Linked DNA regions of Homo sapiens: all the other regions are linked to region 1. A link is a loop called in an ENCODE intact Hi-C map of the cell type or tissue named here. Cell type or tissue: PC-3. All regions are shown on one strand. Each heading gives the region's core, and the rest is flanking DNA. Links, peaks and the distances in the headings are about the cores only. Region 1 has its middle 37 kb from the start of SPTSSA. Region 2 has its middle 110 kb from the start of EGLN3. Region 3 has its middle 97 kb from the start of SPTSSA. Region 4 overlaps SPTSSA (serine palmitoyltransferase small subunit A).

Region 1 (4,331 bases), core at 1,040-3,539:
GTTGCCCAGGCTGGAGGGCAGTGGCATAATTGTGGCTCGCTGCAGCCTCAACCTCCTGGGATCAAGCAATTCTTTCACCTCAGCCTCCTGAGTAGCTGGAACCACAGGCATGCACCACCATACCCAGCTAATTTAAATTTTTTTTTGTAGAGACTGGGTCTTGCCATATTGCTCAGACTGGATTCTTTCTTCCTTCCTTTCCTTCCCTTTCTTTCTTTTCTTCCTTTCCTTCCCTTTCTTTCTTCTCTTTCGTTCCCTTTCTTTCTTTTCTTTCTTTCTCTTTTTCTTTCTTTCTTTCTTTTCTTTCTTTTTTTTTTACTATTGAAAATAGAATTTTTCCATTATATTTTCAAAAGTACCACACATTTTTATAGTTTATCTGTCATTATTATCTTTTGGCTTTTGCCATTACAAATGGGATCTTTTGTCCATTATATTTTCTTTTTTTTTTTTTTTTTTTTTTTTTTTTGAGACGGAGTCTTTCCTGTTGCCCAGGCTGGAGTGCAATGGTGCTCACTGCAACCTCCGCCTCCCGGGTTCAAGCAATTCTCCTGTCTCAGCCTCCTGAGTACCTGGGACTACAGACTGCCACCACACCTGGCTAATTTTTGTATTTTTAGTAGAGACGGGGTTTTACTTTGTTGGTCAGGATGGTCTCGAACTCCTGACCTCAGGTAATCCACCCGCCTTGGCCTCCCAAAGTGCTGGGATTACAGGTGTGAGCCACTGCGCCCGGCCTGTCCATTATATTTTGTAATAGGCTATAGTTGGAGGAAAGCCATCAATTGTTGTAAGTGGTTGCTGTACTTTGCAACTTAGCACCTTGCTGAACTTTGAGTTTGAATAGTTTTTCAGGTGATTCTCTTGGGTTTTCCTCTCCTCCCCTGCAGGCAGCGCTTCTCCATTGGTGTCTGGGTTGTTGCACTTCCCTGTTTCTCCATGAACACACTCATCTTTGTTGCCTCTTCCTCCCTCCTTTTTTGCTTTAGACCTTTGCATTTTCCAAGTTTCAGTGTTTCAGCCTTGTACTCAACACACAGTCTCTTCTTCAGAGAGTTCATCTACTTTTTAAAAAAAGTTTCAGCCTCAATGTTAATGACTCCCAAGTCTATTTTGAGCCTTGACTTTAATTTTGAATGTCCAAAAGCATAATAGATTTTCCAAGGATCTCGCAAAATCTTATCTCAAATGCATGAACTAGCTACTTTAGGATTCCTCTATTCCAGTTGTAGTTTCCACTCCCTATCTGTGTAGGTTTAAAAAATTTTAAATTTATTTGATTCTCTATTCTTTGTTTCTTGTTTTCACTTAATCATCAAGTCTTTATTTTATTTATTCCTTTAATCCTTTATTTATTTATTTACTTACCTATTTTTGAGACACAGTTTCCCTCTGTTGCCCAGGCTGGAGTGCAGTGGCGCGATCTTGGCTCACTGCAACCTCTGCCTCCTAGGTTCAAGCGATTCTCTAGCAACAGCCTCCCAACTAGCTGGGATTACAGGCATCCACCACCATTCCTGGGTAATTTATGTATTTTTAGTGGAGACAGGGCTTCACCATATTGGCCAGGCTGATCTTGAACTCTTGACCTCAAGTGATCCTCCAGCCTCGGCCTCCCAGTTGGGATTACAGGCGTGAGCCACCACACCCAGCCTCTTCTTCCTTTAAAATGTTCCAAGGCTGGGCGCGGTAGCTCACACCTGTAATCCCAGCACTTTGGGGGGCCAAGGCAGGCAGATCACCTGATGTCAGGAATTCAAGACCAGCCTGGCCAGCATGGCGGAACCCTGTCTCTACTAAAAATACAAAAATTAGGCCAGACGCAGTGGCTCATGCCTGTAATCCCAGCACTTTGGGAGGCCGAGGTGGGCGGATCACCTGTGGTCAGGAGTTCAAGACCAGCCTGCTGCACTTCACTCCAGCCTGGGCGACAGAGTCAGACTCTAGCTCAAAAAAAAAAAGAAAAAAAAATTAGTCAGGCGTGGTGGCAGGCGCCTCTAATCCCACCTACTCAGGAGGCTGAGGCAGGAGAATCACTTGAACCCGGGAGGCGGAGGTTGCATTGAGCTGAGATCACGCCACTGCACTCCAGCCTGGGCAACAAGAGCAAAACTCCATCTCAAAAAATAATAAAAATAGAATAAAATATAATGTTCCATACTCATCTACTTTTTCATCTAGTCAAACACGGTGTCCAGGTTATGTTCATCCCTTGTGGACCATCACAACCATCTTCCAACTGGTTTTCTTGCTCCTAACCTCCCCTCCATTCACAGCTTCATCTATTCATCATGAATTGAGTTCCTCCTGTGTGCCAGGTGCAATTTACAGATCAGTGACAGGGGCTCTGCTCTCAATGAGTTGAGATGAACAGGGAAAACAGGTAAACCAACAACCCCAATATTGTGGTTGGCGTGTGCCATGGCACAAATATAACAGCAGGTGCCACCAGAGTATAGAAGAGAAGGATTAGGGACAGCTTTCAAGAAGAGAGAATGTTTGAGCCAAGTCTTACAGGATTAGTATGAATTGGCCAGGAATTCAGCCCTGTGAGGCTAACTTTCTTTGACCAAACTCTGAGAATTTTTTTTCTCTGAATGCAAATTTTCCGTGTATATATTTTCAAGACAGAGTCTTGCTCTGTTGAGCAGGCTGGAGTGCAGTGGTGCAGTCATGGCTCACTGCAGCCTCTACCTCCCAGGCTCAAGCAATCCTCCCTCTCAGCTTCCCAAGTAGCTGGGACTATAGGTGTGCCCACCATGCCTTGCTAATTAAAAAACAATTTTTTTTTTTTTTTTAGAGACAAGGGTTCACTATGTTGCCCAGGCTGGTCTCAAATTCCTGGGCTCAAGCAATCCTCCCACCTGGGCTTCCCAAACTGCTGGGATTACAGGTGTGAGGCACCATGCCTGGTCCCATATCTTACTTTTCTTTTAAAGCAGACTTTAAGGCTCTTAAAATGCTATTTTCACATTTTAATAATCATAATTCAAGGACAGAATTAAGTTTTAAGCTAACAAATGACTATATTTATTAAGAAACTGAATCTCAGGCATAAATTTGCTAAATGTTTTTCCCTGCAACACCTGTATAGTCATATCCCAAATACTATACTAAACAGATTGTTATGTAGCCTTTTTGAGACCAGCAGGGTTCTCATAGATTGCGATGCAGTCCTAGCCCATTCAGGCACAGACTTGGAATCTGAGAAAGTCAGGTTTATTAACCCGTTGCAATGAGGTAGACTGTACACCAGAGGACCAAAGGACAGTTTTTTGTTTGTTTTTCTGTGTGTGTGTTTTATTTTATTTATTTATTTTTTTTTGAGAGGGAGTTTTGCTCTTGTCCAGGCTAGAGTGCAGTGGCATGATCTGGGCTCACTCCAATCTCCGCTTCCCAGGTTCAAATGATTCTCCTGCCTCAGCCTCCCAGTAGCTGGGATAACAGACGCCTGCCACCACGCCTTGCTAATTTTTGTATTTTTAGTAGAGACGGGTCCAGGCTGGTCTAGAACTCCCGACCTCAAGTGATCCGCCTGCCTCAGCCTCCCAAAGTGCTGGGATTACAGGCATGAGCCACCACGCCTGCCCTCAAAGGACAGTTTATGTAGGATTTGGGGGAAGGGTGGAGATAAACTTTCAATGAAGCAGTGTTTTGACAACTCAAAGCAAAACAGGGCTTGTGTAAAAAAATCAATGTCAGGCCTGAACTGCAAAATGCCCTTAGAGTGCTGTTTCCTTGGAAACTGCAAAGTTTAGATGAGGAATGCTGTGTACACAGATCCCCATTCGGAAGCCTTAGACTTGGGTTGTCAATTAAGGCTGCTTCTCTGTATTAAGGTGACTTAGAGTCACCTGGCCAAGAGTGGAATATTTCATTCTTACTGATAGAATTTCATACAGCAAAGTTTCTGATACTCTGTGATTTCAAAGAACAAAGGATTTCAGTAAGAGAGCAGTGGTCATTCAAAGAAGACAATACTTTACAGCTGTAATGTGTCATTGGGAGAGACGCTTTCTTCTTAATTTTGTAGATGCCTTTATGTGTGTCTGTTATCCTAATCTGGGCAGCACAGAGTTTTAACTTTCTCAGTCCTACCAATTTTTCATCAGTGCTCATGTTACAATAAAGCAGGATCTGTAGATGAAACCAAAGCTGCCTGAGTGAAGCCTGTGGCTGGTTGGCCTCTGTTGCTGGCATGGGCTGCTTGCCTTGCAGGGGTAATGGAATTGTGCGTAATGCTTACGTATCTGGGCTGTGAGCTTCTTGCGACCCGGGCCTTTGAAAGATTCCATTTGTTCTACCAGTTCCCGGAACACACTGTTGAGACA
Region 2 (4,331 bases), core at 1,015-3,514, 660 kb after region 1:
GCAAGAGTGGTGTGAGACGAGGCTGGAGAGGTAGCACAGGGCCAGATAAAGATGACAAGTTTAGGAGTCTTTGAGGATTCTGGATTTTACCCAAAGAACTATATTAGCGCAGGATTTTAAATGTGGGATATGACATGGGTAAAACCAACATTTAGAAATATTTCTCTGCTGGAATGGAGAGGGGCAGGCAAAAGATGGTGGTAGCTTAGATTGATGGTGGGGGACAGTGGGAAGAAAAAAAGGAAAAGATCTGAAGAAAAATCTAGTAGACAGAGTGGACAGGAATCACAATTGATTTGATGTGAGGAATAAAATAAATGAAAATATTAAGAGCGTTTGCCAAATTTGACTTAAATACCTGGCTGCATGGGGATGCAAATTTCACAGTGAGAGACTGCTGAAGAGCTGGGTTCACTGTGTGTGCAGCAGGAGGAGGTGCAGGAAGTGAGGAGGTAATTTAGTTTGGTTCATATCGAGCTTGAGGTGCCTACGAGACATTCAGGGGTGATATCCAGGAACATGGGTTTGGAGATGGAGCTGGATCTGTGGGAATAGACAAAAGCACCTAAGAAGGGGGTAGAATAAGAAAAGAAGAGGGCCTGAGACAGAGCCTGGAAGATTCCAGCATCAATAGGCTAGGGCAAGATGGCAGAGTCAGCCCCAGACACTGAGGAATAGTTTGGTGTTCCTGGGCCTGAGGGACAGCAGTGTTCTCAGAAGGTCACCTGTGGCAAAGCTGCCAAGAGGTCAAGTAAGAAGAGAACTGAAGAGCTTAGACTGGAGGTAGCGTGGCCATGTGAGGCACTGTGAGGGCAGGCAGACGGAATGACATTGGAATGAGCTAAGAAGTGGGTAGACAGGAGGAAACGGGACTGGCTTGCAGGGAGCTCTGCTGAGAAGTTTCATTGCAAAGTGAGGAGAGATAGAGGCTGTAGCTCAAGGCATCTGTGGGGAGTGGGAGAGGTTAGGGTTTGTTTACTTGTTTTTGCTTTTAAGATAGAAGAGACTAGAACATGTTTAAATGTGAGAATGGAAGGAGGCAAGGAAGAGGGAGAAGGTAAAGACTCAGGAGCCACACATGACAAATGATGACTGAAAGCGTCAAGTTCCCAAGAAGGTGGGAAGATGGAGCCTCCAGGCTGCAGATGGAAGAACTGGCCTTTGTCTGATGAGGAGGGAAATGTCTTCATTTACAACAAGAAAGAGGAGATGATGAGTACGGTGCAGGGGCTTTGTGACAACAGGAAGGCAAGACAGCCTTTGGAGAGGCTTTAATGTCTGTGATATCAATGTGGAGCTAAAACTCTATTACTATTAATAATGAATTATCATAATGAAGCAGCTACCAGTAGCGACTGATGACTATGCTAAGAATTTGTATTTAATAATTTAAGCCTCACAACAAACTTATTGGGTAGGTTTTATTTATACCTGAGGAAACTGGGGTTCATAGAGGTTAAATAATTTGGCCCAAAAAGTGACAGTTGGTAAGAAATAGACCCAGGAATGAACCCTATGCCCATTCCAAACTCCCTGTTATTGCTATTACTGTGGCTATTGTCTGGCTATTGCTGTTACATCGGCAATAAGGGCCAACTCTTTACTTTTTTAAACTCACTGTGTGCTTCATGCTATTGGGAAAGTTTATAGTATACTGGAGAAGGCTTTCCTCGTCAATCTTAGGGTTAATTGAACTGTGTGCAGCTTATAATTCTAAGAATACTGGAAATGGATGGAGACAATCAGAAGAGTCCTCCCCCACATTGTGTTCCGAAATGCAGTGATTAGGTGTCATATTCTAGCATTAAAATTTTTTATCTGCTCCTTGTCTGCACAGGAGGGCAGCAGATATTTACCAGCACTGGAATAGTTAATGAAGCATGCAGCATTAGGTCTCTTTCTCATAACGGGCTTTGGGATTTTTGCTGTGATTGTTCAATGTACACTCTGCCCTCTAGTGGCCAAGATCTCCCTCGACCCGAGGGGTATCCACGAAACCCCACGCAGGGCCGTGGAAGGGGAGTTTCCTTGCACTTCACAATGGCTCTGTCCAAAGGATTTTCTTATGTGCATTTCTGTATTATTTTCATTCATTAGTTTCTCTCTCCATCTTCTACAGTAATGTATGATCAATTGGAAAACCCAGGTGACCCAAACTCCAGTGCCATTTCATAGCCATACAGCCTTGAATGCAGTCGTTATCACTGTGAGCCGGATCCCGTGGATCTGAACATGGGCTTTGGAGGCAGAAAGACCTGGACTCCAGGCCCAGAGTAGCCCACCTTTGTACGCGGACAGTTTCTTCCCCTGGGAAAGGGGGATAACATTACCTGCCTGGGGATTAAATGGGCAAGTGTGTACAAATGGCCTGGCACCTCACGATTGTCCAACAGATGTTGGTTCTCATGTTTCTTTGGCTTAACTCCCTGATTTCTGGGAAGATCTTTGAAGAGTAAGTGAGAATCGTCTCTGATGACAGTGTTGCGTTTAGCCGGTGTTGCATTGTAATTGTCTGATTATTGTTCATGTGCCCCATTGGACAATAAGCTTTGGTGAAGATAGGGGTCTTGTTGGTATCCCCACACCCAACACATAAGCCATTCAATAAATCTTTGCTGAATGAATAAGAATGAAATGTGTCCTAACACAAAGAAATGAAAAATGTTTGAGATGATGGATATGCTAATTGCCCTGATCTGATCACTGTACATTGTATCAAAACACCACTGTGTACCCCATAAATATGTACAATTATTATGAATCAATAGAAAAAAACTGGCTCGGCGCAGTGGCTCACGCCTTTAATCTCAGCACTTTGGGAGGCCTAGGCTGGCGGTTCGCTTGAGCTCAGGAGTTTGAGACTAGCCTAGGCAACATGACAAAACTGTACCTCTACCAAAAATACAAAAATTAGCCAGGCATGGTGGCGCATGCGTGTGGTTCCAGCTACTTGTGCGGCTGAGGTGGGAGGTTCACCTTAGCCTGGAAGATTGAGGCTGCAGTGAGCCATGACTGCACCACTGCACTTCAGCCTGGGTGACAAAGTGAGACCCCGACTCAAAAAAAGAGAAAAGCAAAGCAAAGCAAAGCAAAGCAAGAAACCCTGAACATATGGCTCCCAAATTCAAGCATCTCAAGTCATTTCCTAGGCACACTAAATTTTAAGACCTGCTCTAGAGGTTTGACCTCTAGGAGTCAAGCTATGGATAGAATTTAATTTGGGACTTACCTTTGTTCTCTATAATCTGCTTCATATCTGGTGACTTTTGACCTCAGCTGGGAAACAGAGCTCATGACTTCCTGCCAGATTCTTTGTCAAAAGAGCTAGTACGTGTGTTTATGAAATGGAGTCTGACTTAATGCAGAAGCTTTCTTTAAAGGTCTTGACCATAGTTTAGGGTTAAGGGAATTATTACAGAAGAAACAATTAGCATCTTACTAACTGACTGTAGGCTTGAAGTCTTTCCAAATAAACAATTTTCTTAAAAATGTTATTTATCTTTTACTTAAAAATGGCCCCTTTAGTCTCTGTATGCTTCTCTTCTTGAAACTGTGTCTCTAGGGTTTCCAAATGAGCTCATTACTTGATCTGGCTTGCTGCAGTTTCAGGAAGGCAGTTCCTATAATGTTCCTGATTGTTTGTTCTGACGTTCTTCAGACATCAGTTACACAAATGTAGAAAAAAAGCCCAGGCTTTCCTCTAGGTCGAGTTGCCAGTATGCTTCTATGGAATTTGATCCCCCAAAAAAACTACTTAGGAGACCCGAATCTGGGGGCAGATACATTTCCATAGCTCTTGCCTCAAGTGACTATTTTTTCAGTTTTATTGAGGTATAATTGACTAATTGTATATATTTGTAGTGTACAACATAATGTTTTAATATATGTATACATTGTGAAATATTGCCACAGACAAGCTAATTAACATATCTATCATCTCACATAGTATTTTTTGGGGTGAGAACATTTAAGATCTGTTAGCAATTTTCAAGTGTTTAATACACTTATTAAATATATAATCTGAATAACTAATCTGAAGATTATTGGACAGCATGGTGACTGTACAATAGTAATTCATCCTGTCTACCTGAAACTTTGTACTTTTTGAGCAAATCACCCCATTCCTCCTCAAGTGAGTATTTTAATGTTTAAGTTTCAGAAACTTTAGGGAAAAAATTCTTTTCTCTCTCACAAGTTAAAATCAAAGAACCCAGTCTGGTTACATTTAAGTGAGCCAGGAGGGCAAAGTTGGGGAATATTATGCCTGGGGCTACTTGCTCCCAGATCAACAGAGTTTAACAGCAAGAACAATACTTACTGAGCATTTATTA
Region 3 (4,331 bases), core at 998-3,497, 130 kb after region 1:
CTGTACATTAGAATTCCTTGTTTTGATTAATTGGCCTTACAAAGAAGAAGTAATAAATTGGTCCACTCTGTTCTCACTGGGGGTTTTAAATACAAAACTAAAAACCTAGAAATTTCATACAAATGTCTGAGTGCTGCTCTAATCCAGTTAAATCAGAAGCCCTTGGGATGCAGCCCAGGTGGCCCTACTTTCAAAAATCTCCGGGTGGCTCTAATATGAGGTCAGAAGTAAGAACCACTGCTCTATCTCCTGTATATTCTTTAAACTAGAAGTTAGATTCGAGTATACGTTTTTGTTCAGAATATCTTAACTGTACATTACAATCATGTGGGAAGCTTTAAAAAATACTGATGCTTGGCAACTCCGGCCCCCGCCCCTGCCCAAGTAGATTCTGCCGTAGTTGGCATTAGGAGTTTGAAAAGCTCCTCGGGTGATTCTAATGCAATTAAGAAGCGCTACTGCCTTAGATTAGGTTGTTGAATTTGCATCATATCAGGAAGCATGTAATGCCACAGTGTTCCATTTTTTGTGATGTGAAATTCAATCACTGGATTAAGGTGGTCACCACCATACCTCTCCATTTCAAAGGTACAGTTGCTCTTCTTTGTTTATTTTATATATTTTTTGAGATGGAGTCTTGCTCTATCACCCAGGCTGGAGTGCAGTGGCGCGATCTCAGCTCACTGCAACCTCTGCCTCCCGGGTTCAAGAAATTCTTCTGCCTCAGTCTCCCAAGTAGCTGGGACTACAGGCGTGTGCCACCATGCCCAGCTAATTTTTGAATTTTTAGTAGAGACGGGGTTTCACCATGTTGGCCAGGCTGGTCTCGAACTCCTAACCTTGTGATCCGCCCACCTTGGCCTCCCAAAGTGCTGGGATTACAGGCATGAGCCACTGTGCCTGGCCCAGTTTCTCTTCTTTGTAAAAGTAAGTGGTCCCTGGGATGGTACTTTGGTACTCTAGGGATAGCCCGTATGCTAACAAGTTTTCATCCAAAGGTTTTGGCTTCCACTGGTGATTGTTACATGAATCAATGATTATATCAGGGGTTACAAAATGGTGATCTTCGAATTTTGTCATTTCTTTTACATTTATGAGTGTCTTACTTTTGTAAAGAAGAGCTGTCCTGTTTATCCTCCCCACTCCCTGCCCTGGGATTCACGTATCTTCATTAATAAAGAGCTACCATCATTATCCTTTTTGACGTTAAATTGTATCCAATTCGGCCCGTGGGAAACCCTTCAAGTCGGCTATTTATTTATTGAGATGGAGTCTCACTTTGTTGCCCAGGCTGGAGTGCTGTGGTGCGATCTTGGCTCACTGCAACCTCTGCCTCCTGGGTCCAAGCAATTCTTCTGCCTCAGCCTCCTGAGTAGCTGGGATTACAGGTGTCTGCCACTGTGCCTGGCTAATTTTTGTATTTTTAGTAGAGACAGTGTTTCACCATGTTGGCCAGGCTGGTCTCGACCTCCTGACCTCAGGTGATCTGCCCACCTTGGCCTCCCAAAGTGCCGGGATTACATGCATCAGCCACTGTGCCCAGCCTACAAGTTGGCTTTTTAAAAAGTAAATGATTTTTACATTGAAATATAACATATAGATAAATGCACAAAAAATCAAGTCTATAGTTCAAAGAATGTTCACAAAGCAAACACATGAATAGCTAGCTCCTAGATCAAGAAACAAAACATTACCAGGAGCCTGAAGCCCCAATCACACCCTCTTCCTATCACTTTTGTCCCCACACCAGTAACCACCAGCTTTACTTCTAAACCTATTGATCAGTTTGGCTGTTTTGGAATTTTGTGTCAATGGAATCATACCACATGTACGCTTTTCTGTCTGGTTCCTTTGCACGTCTGTATGCTCATGAGATTCACTCTTGTGTGTGCAGCTGCAGTTCTTTGTTTTTCATTGCTCCTGCCATTTATTTATTCATTCTAGTGTAGGTGGACATTAAGGATGATTCCAGGTTTTGACTATTATGTGCCCCTATGAACATTCTGGTACTTGGGGTCAACACATTTTTTTGGGTAAGGAGAATAGGGGTAGAAGTGGAATTCCTTGCTCATAGGGTATGTTTACTTTGGTAGAGGTCGCCACACAGTTTTCCTCCTGTTTTCTTTTGATATAACCCCCTTGGTCCTTACGTACTTCTTTTACTTTCTGGCAGAAGATGTCCTTGGCTCATCTTTTGTGTTCTCTGCCCGAGCCCTGGAACCAGCCATTTCTCTGAGGATTTCTCATCCTTTTGAATAGGGAACTGTATTTAAAAGCCGAGGTGTGGGTACTATTTGTGCTTAGCACTACTGGGATCTCATTGCTCTTAGTTCCTTCTAGTGGACAAAGCTCAGAAATACACAATCATGTGTTTGAACTGAGAGTTCCAATTTCAACTTTACAGAGTTGTTTTTTCCCTTCTTAACTCTGTTTTATGTTATATATCATCTAATTTCTCTTACGTTGAAAATCTTTGTTCCTAATAACATCAATATATTTTATTTGCTTTCTTCTACATTTTCATAAAACAGTTTTGAAGTCACAATACTAATACTACTGACAATATTATGTGAGTAAAGTAATATATGAATATGCGTAAGCTTCAGATTTCTTTGCAGTTCTTTTTGTCTCTTGTGAGCAACTTCGATACTAAGTTAAATGGCTTAAACTAATGTGGAGAATGAGGAATTTATCTAGCGGTTCAAGAAGTGAGGGTGTTCTGCTCAGAATGTAGACTGTGTGCCTTCTAGATGATTGCAGCTGTTGAGCTCCCACTGTGGGCTTTTTTTCCCTCTTTTATTTTTTTTTGAGATAAAGTCTTGCTCTGCCCCCCAACGCGGGAGTGCAATGGCACAATCTCAGCTCACTGCAACCTCTGCCTCCCGGGTTCCAGTGATTCTCCTGCCTCAGCCTCCTGAGTAGCTGGGATTACAGGCACCTGCCATCACGCCCAGCTAATTTTCTTTTTTTTTTTTGTATTTTTAGTAGAAATGGGGTTTCACCATGTTGGCCACGCTGGTCTCGAACTCCTGACCTCAAGTGATCCACCCACCTTGGCCTCCCAAAGTGCTGGGATTACAGGCGTGAGCCACCGTGCCCGGCCTTTTTTCCCTTTCTTTAACTCCCTTTCTGAAGGTTTTCAGGGTTTCCAGTGAGATGAGGTGCACAGCTGGGGGCAGTATGTCCTTCTCTCACTTAGAGGTTCTCTGGTCGACATCCTCCCTTCACTCTGATCGTGATGGTTAATTTTATGTATCAAGTTGACTGAATTATTGTGTTCAGCTATTTGCAAATCTAGATGTTGCTGTGCAGGTATTTTAAGAATAGGTGACTAACATTTAAATCAGCGGACTTTGGGGAAAGCAGATTGCTCTCCACAATATGGGTGGGTCTCACTGAGTCAGCGGAAGTCATTAAAAGACTCAGGTCCCTTGAAGAGGAAGGAATTCTGCCTCCAGATCGTCAGACTTAATACATCAACTTATTGCTGGACTCGCCAGCCTAACTCGTGGATTTCAGACTTATCAGCTCTCATGATTGTGTGAGCCAATTTCTTAAATTAATCTCTGTCTCCCTACTTCCCCCACCCTATTGGTTCTGTTCCTATGGAGAACCCTGATGATGACACTGGTTATCTCAAACCTGATAACAAATGTTTGGGGATCTCTGCTATGTGCCCCAGTAGTGGCATCACGGTGAGAAGCAGACTGTAGTCATCCAGGAAGGAAAGGAACAGAGTGGGATGATAAAGGGCCCCGTTAAGGGAGTGGATGCAGGAAATGATGTGTAAGAACCTATCTCCCCTCCCACTCTGAACTTGGCTAACATGGTTACCAGCAAACAGCTGGTTTGATTTGGAACCAGGGTGTCCTCCTGGGCTAGGAGCAGCTTAGTGTGCCCTGCTTTGATGAGAGGAAAAGGCTCTCTATGACTCTCACACACCTCCTGGGGCCCTTGACTTACAGTTCCTGTCAACGCTCTCATGTGGGACAGGCTGTGCACACCACGCCTGGTGTGGCTCACTTTTGGGAAGCGCTTCCCCTCGGCAGTGGGAGAAGGCAGAGCAGAATCTAATTGCTTTCATTGCTTAATGAGTAAAGACCAAGCTGTTTGTTATAAGAGGGTGTATAGAATTTTCTCCAGTTCTTCCTTCCTAATTTCTCTTTCACATTACTCCTCCCCAGGAGCAGACTTTGGTAAAATTGTGGAAAACATAGACATAATGAACATAATAATGTACTGAACTTATGCTATGAGCCAGTGAGTATAAGTAATGGAAAACTTTATTTCTGAGGACACTCGATTCTGGGATCAAAAGCCTCCTCCAGTGA
Region 4 (4,037 bases), core at 1-2,500, 66 kb after region 1:
ATGTGTGTTGCTGGGTTGTTTTTTTGTTTTTTTTTTTTTGAGACGGAGTCTTGCCCTGTCGCCCAGGATGGAGTGCAACAGCATGATCTCGGTTCACTGCAACCTCCATCTCCTGGGATCAAGTGATTCTCCTGCCTCAGCCTCCTGAATAGCTGGGATTACAGGCACCTGCCACCATGCCTGGCTAATTTTTTGTATCTGTAGTAGAGACGGGGTTTCACTGTGTTGGCCAGGATGGTCTCAAACTCCTGACCTCCTGATCCACCTGCCTCGGCCTCCCAAAGTGCTGGGTTTACAGGCGTGAGCCACCGCGCCCGGCCAAAATTGAGGTATTTTTTGCCCTACGTTTTAAGGACTAGACTTTTGAAGTATTTTATAGTCTAGAGGTCTCAAGTAATATATATGTGTTTAATATTTTTAGAGCCAATTGATACCACAATTAGATAGGAGTAGTGAGAATAATATGGAATTACTTGGTTTGAAGTAGTTAAAAATTGGATATGGTTATATCTGAGCTGTAGTCATATTATCTCAAGAAAAATAATACGAGGATTTAACATAAGATTTGTTCTATTAATGCCCAAATTTGGCTTTCCTCTACTATCCCCCATAGAGAACCACTAACAAGTGGATGTCTAATATTCCTCTGGTGAGTTGAAGGCAGGAGAAGTTGAGAATCATTAGTTTCAATGAGTATCCAGGTGACCTATCCTGGCCCTCTACTCAGAAACCGGCAATTTGTCTTCACTCTGAGATTCATTAAATTGCTGTTGTATAACTGATGGTTATTATGAACACTGACCTGTGAGACATATGGAAGATAAAGTTTGGTCTTACAGGAAATCTTGAGGAGAGTCAAAAGAGAAATGGGAGATGTCTCTTGAGAGGTGATCAGAGAAGTTTATGCTCACTGTCTGATGCAAATGTCTGGTCTATTTGTTAGTAAATAACAGGGAAATCATTTTCACTTTTTGTTAAAAATAAGGTATTTACAAGCATACCTTGTAGTTATTGTGGGTTCAGTTTCAGACCACTGCAATAAAGTGAATATCTCAATAAAGTGAGTCACATGAAGTTTTTTGGTTTTCCCCTGCATATAAAAGTTACATTTACACCATCCTGTAGTCTATTAAGTGTGCAGTAGCATTATGGCTAAAAAAAAAAAACACCCAATATACCTATCTTAATTAAAGAATTATTTATTGCTGAAAAAAGCTAATGATTATTTGAGCCTTCAACAAGTCATAATTTTTTGTTGGTGGAGGGTCTTGCCTTGATGTTGATGGCTGCTGACTGATCTGGGTCATGGTTGCGGAAGGTTGGGGTGGCTATGGCAATTTTTAAAAATAAGACAACAATAAAGTTTGCTGCATTGATCAACTCTTCATTCATGAAAGATTTCTCTGTAGCATGTAAGCTATTTGATAGCCTTTTACCCACAATGGAACTTCCTCCAAAATTGGAAGCAATCCTTTCAAACCCTGCTGCTGCTTTATCAACTAAGTTTATAAAATATCCTAAGTCCTTCATTGTAATTTCAACAATGTTCATAGCACCTTCACCAGGTGTATATGCCATCTCAAGAAACCACTTTCTTTGCTCATCCATAAAAGGCAAAACCTTGTCTGTTCAAGTTTTACCGTGAGATTGCAGTAATTCACTCACATCATCAGGCTCCATATGTAGTTCTCTTGCTATTTTTAGCATATCTACAGTTAACTTCCTCCACTGAAATTTTGAACCCCTCCAAGTCATCCATAAAAGTTGGAATCAACTTTGCAACTCCTGTTACTGTTAATATTTTGACCTCCTCCCATGAATCATAAATCTTTTATTATAATGGCATCTAGAATGGTGAATCATTTCTGGAAGCTTTTCAATTGACTGCCTAGGTCCATCAGAGTAATTACTACCTATGGCAGCTATAGCCTTACAAAATGTATTTCTTAAATAATAAAGACCTCAAAGTCAAGGTAAATCCTTGATCCATGGGCCACAGAATGGATGCTGTGTTGGCAGGCATGGAAATGATATTAATCTCCTTGTACATCTCTATCAGAGCTCTTGGGTGACTAGATGCATTGTTAATGAGCAGTAATATTTTGAAGAGAATCTTCAAAATAGTAGTAGGTCTCAATGGTGGGCTTAAAATATTTGGTAAACCATGTCATAAATGTGCTGTCACCAGTCTTTATTGCAAAGTTCCATTAATAGAGCACAGGCAGAGTAGATTTAACATAATTCTTTTTTTTTTTTTTTTTGATACAGAGTCTCTGTCACCAGGCTGGAGTGCAGTGGTGTGATCTCGTTTCACTGCAGCCACTGCCTCCCGGGTTCAGGCGATTCTCCTACCTCAGCCTCCCGAGTAGCTGGGACTACAGGCGCGCACCACTGCACCCAGCTAATTTTTGTATTTTTAGTAGAGACGGGGTTTCACCGTGTTGGCCAGGATGGTCTCAATCTCTTGACCTCGTGATCCGTCCACCTCGGCCTCCCAAAGTGCTGGGATTACAGGCATGAGCCACCACGCCCGGCCTGATTTAGCATAATTCTTAAGGGCCCTAGGATTTTTGTAATGGTAAATAAACATTAGTTTCAACTTAAAGTTACCAGCTGCATTAACCCCTAACAAGAGTCAGCCTTTGAAGTTTTGAAGCCAGGCATTGACTTCTCTCTAGCTATGTAAATTCTAGAGGGTGTCTTCCAATATAAGGCTGTTTTGTCTACAGTGAAAATCTTATTTAGTATAGCCATCTTCATCAATGATCTTAGCCGTAGCTGCATTATTTGCCACATCTTCCAAATCAGCATTTGCTGCTTTACCTTGCACTTTTATCTTACGAAGATGACTTCTTTCCTTAAACCTCATGAACCAACTTACACTAGCTTCAAACTTTTCTTCTGCAGCTACCTTACCTCTCTCAGCCTTCGTAGAATTGAAGAGAGCTAGGGCCTTGCTCTGAATTAGGCTTTAGCTTAAGGGAATATTGTGGCTGGTTTGATGTTTTATCCAGACCACTAAGACTTTATTTATTTTCAGCACTAAGTCTGTAATACTTTCTTGCCATTTGTGTGTTCACAGGAGTAGCATTTCTAGCTTTAAAACAATTTATTATTATTTTTCCCTATCAGCAGCCTGGAATATTTCTAGCTTTTGATTTAAAGTGAGAAATGTGGCCAGGCACAGTGGCTCGTGTCTGTAACCTCAGCACTTTGGGAGGCTGAGGCGGAAGGATTGCTTGAGCCCAGGAGTTAGAGACCAGCCTGGGCAACATGGCACGACCCCATCTCTACAAAAACTTAAAAAAAAAAAATTAACCAGGCATGGTGGTATACACCTGTAGTCACAGCAAGTTGGGAGGCTGAGGTGGGAGGATCGCCTGAGCCTGGGAGGTTGAGGCTGCAGTCAGCCACAATCGCACCACTGCACTCCAGCCTGAGCGACAGAGTGAGACCCCCATCTCAAAAAATAATAAATAGATGTGTGACTCTTATTTTCACGTGAACATTTAGAGGCCATAGTAGGGTTATTAATTGGCCTAATTTCAATAGTGTTATGTCTCAGGGAATGAGGAGCCCTGCAGAGAGAGAGACACAGAAGAACTGCTGGTCAGTGGAGCAGGCAGAACATACACAACATTTATCAATTAAGTTCACCTGTTAAATAGGGATGGTTTGTGGCACCCCAAAACAATAACATCACAGATTACCATAACGGATATAATAATAATGGAAAAGTTTGAAATGTTGCAGGAATTACCAAAATGTGACAGAGATATGAAATGAGCACTCGAGGCTGGAAAAATGGTGCCATAGACTTGCAGGGTCGATTGAGAGCATTGCTACGAACCTTCATCATGTAAAAAATGCAATGTCTGAAGCACAACAAAGTGATGTGCAACAAAACAAGGTATGGCTAATTAGATGAGTCTCCATGGACCACTAGTGTTTCTGTATATCTTATAAGCAGAGGTACTGACTGCATAATTTTTCAAGGATGTTTATATGATAGAGAAGATAGAGATAGTATCTCCCTC

The links. Hi-C counts contacts between places; a loop is a spot of excess contacts. Peaks named below come from ENCODE experiments on the same cell type or tissue, not always from the same donor. Only the 100,000 strongest peaks of a DNase experiment are listed, where the experiment ranks them.
Region 2: a loop joins it to region 1, with 17 times the contacts of the local background. A loop is called at or near these places in 4 of 110 quality-filtered maps.
Region 3: a loop joins it to region 1, with 6 times the contacts of the local background. A loop is called at or near these places in 15 of 110 quality-filtered maps.
Region 4: it touches region 1 in a loop (5-fold over the local background); 3 of 110 quality-filtered maps call a loop at or near these places.

Annotation. Positions count from the first base shown.
Region 1 is chr14:34,497,089-34,501,419 of GRCh38, reverse strand. No RefSeq gene overlaps it. Among named protein-coding and RNA genes, the nearest start is that of SPTSSA, 37 kb to the right of the region's middle. RefSeq lists a silencer at 2,352-2,451 and enhancers at 3,685-4,331, 4,255-4,331. In PC-3, for the core only: a CTCF peak has its summit at 2,437; a DNase peak (open chromatin) is centred at 2,439; H3K27ac peaks cover 1,025 bases.
Region 2 is chr14:33,837,424-33,841,754 of GRCh38, reverse strand. No RefSeq gene overlaps it. Among named protein-coding and RNA genes, the nearest start is that of EGLN3, 110 kb to the left of the region's middle. RefSeq lists a silencer at 1,858-2,152. In PC-3, for the core only: CTCF peaks have their summits at 1,776 and 1,981 (motif pointing left); no DNase peak of the experiment used is centred there.
Region 3 is chr14:34,363,493-34,367,823 of GRCh38, reverse strand. No RefSeq gene overlaps it. Among named protein-coding and RNA genes, the nearest start is that of SPTSSA, 97 kb to the left of the region's middle. In PC-3, for the core only: CTCF peaks have their summits at 2,107, 2,306 (motif pointing left) and 3,147 (motif pointing right); a DNase peak (open chromatin) is centred at 3,403; H3K4me3 peaks cover 105 bases; H3K27ac peaks cover 1,162 bases.
Region 4 is chr14:34,429,965-34,434,001 of GRCh38, reverse strand. SPTSSA (serine palmitoyltransferase small subunit A) reads left to right here. Exons shown (of 2, transcript NM_138288.4): 2 at 1-1,214. Among named protein-coding and RNA genes, the nearest start is that of SPTSSA, 30 kb to the left of the region's middle. In PC-3, for the core only: no CTCF peak of the experiment used is centred there; no DNase peak of the experiment used is centred there.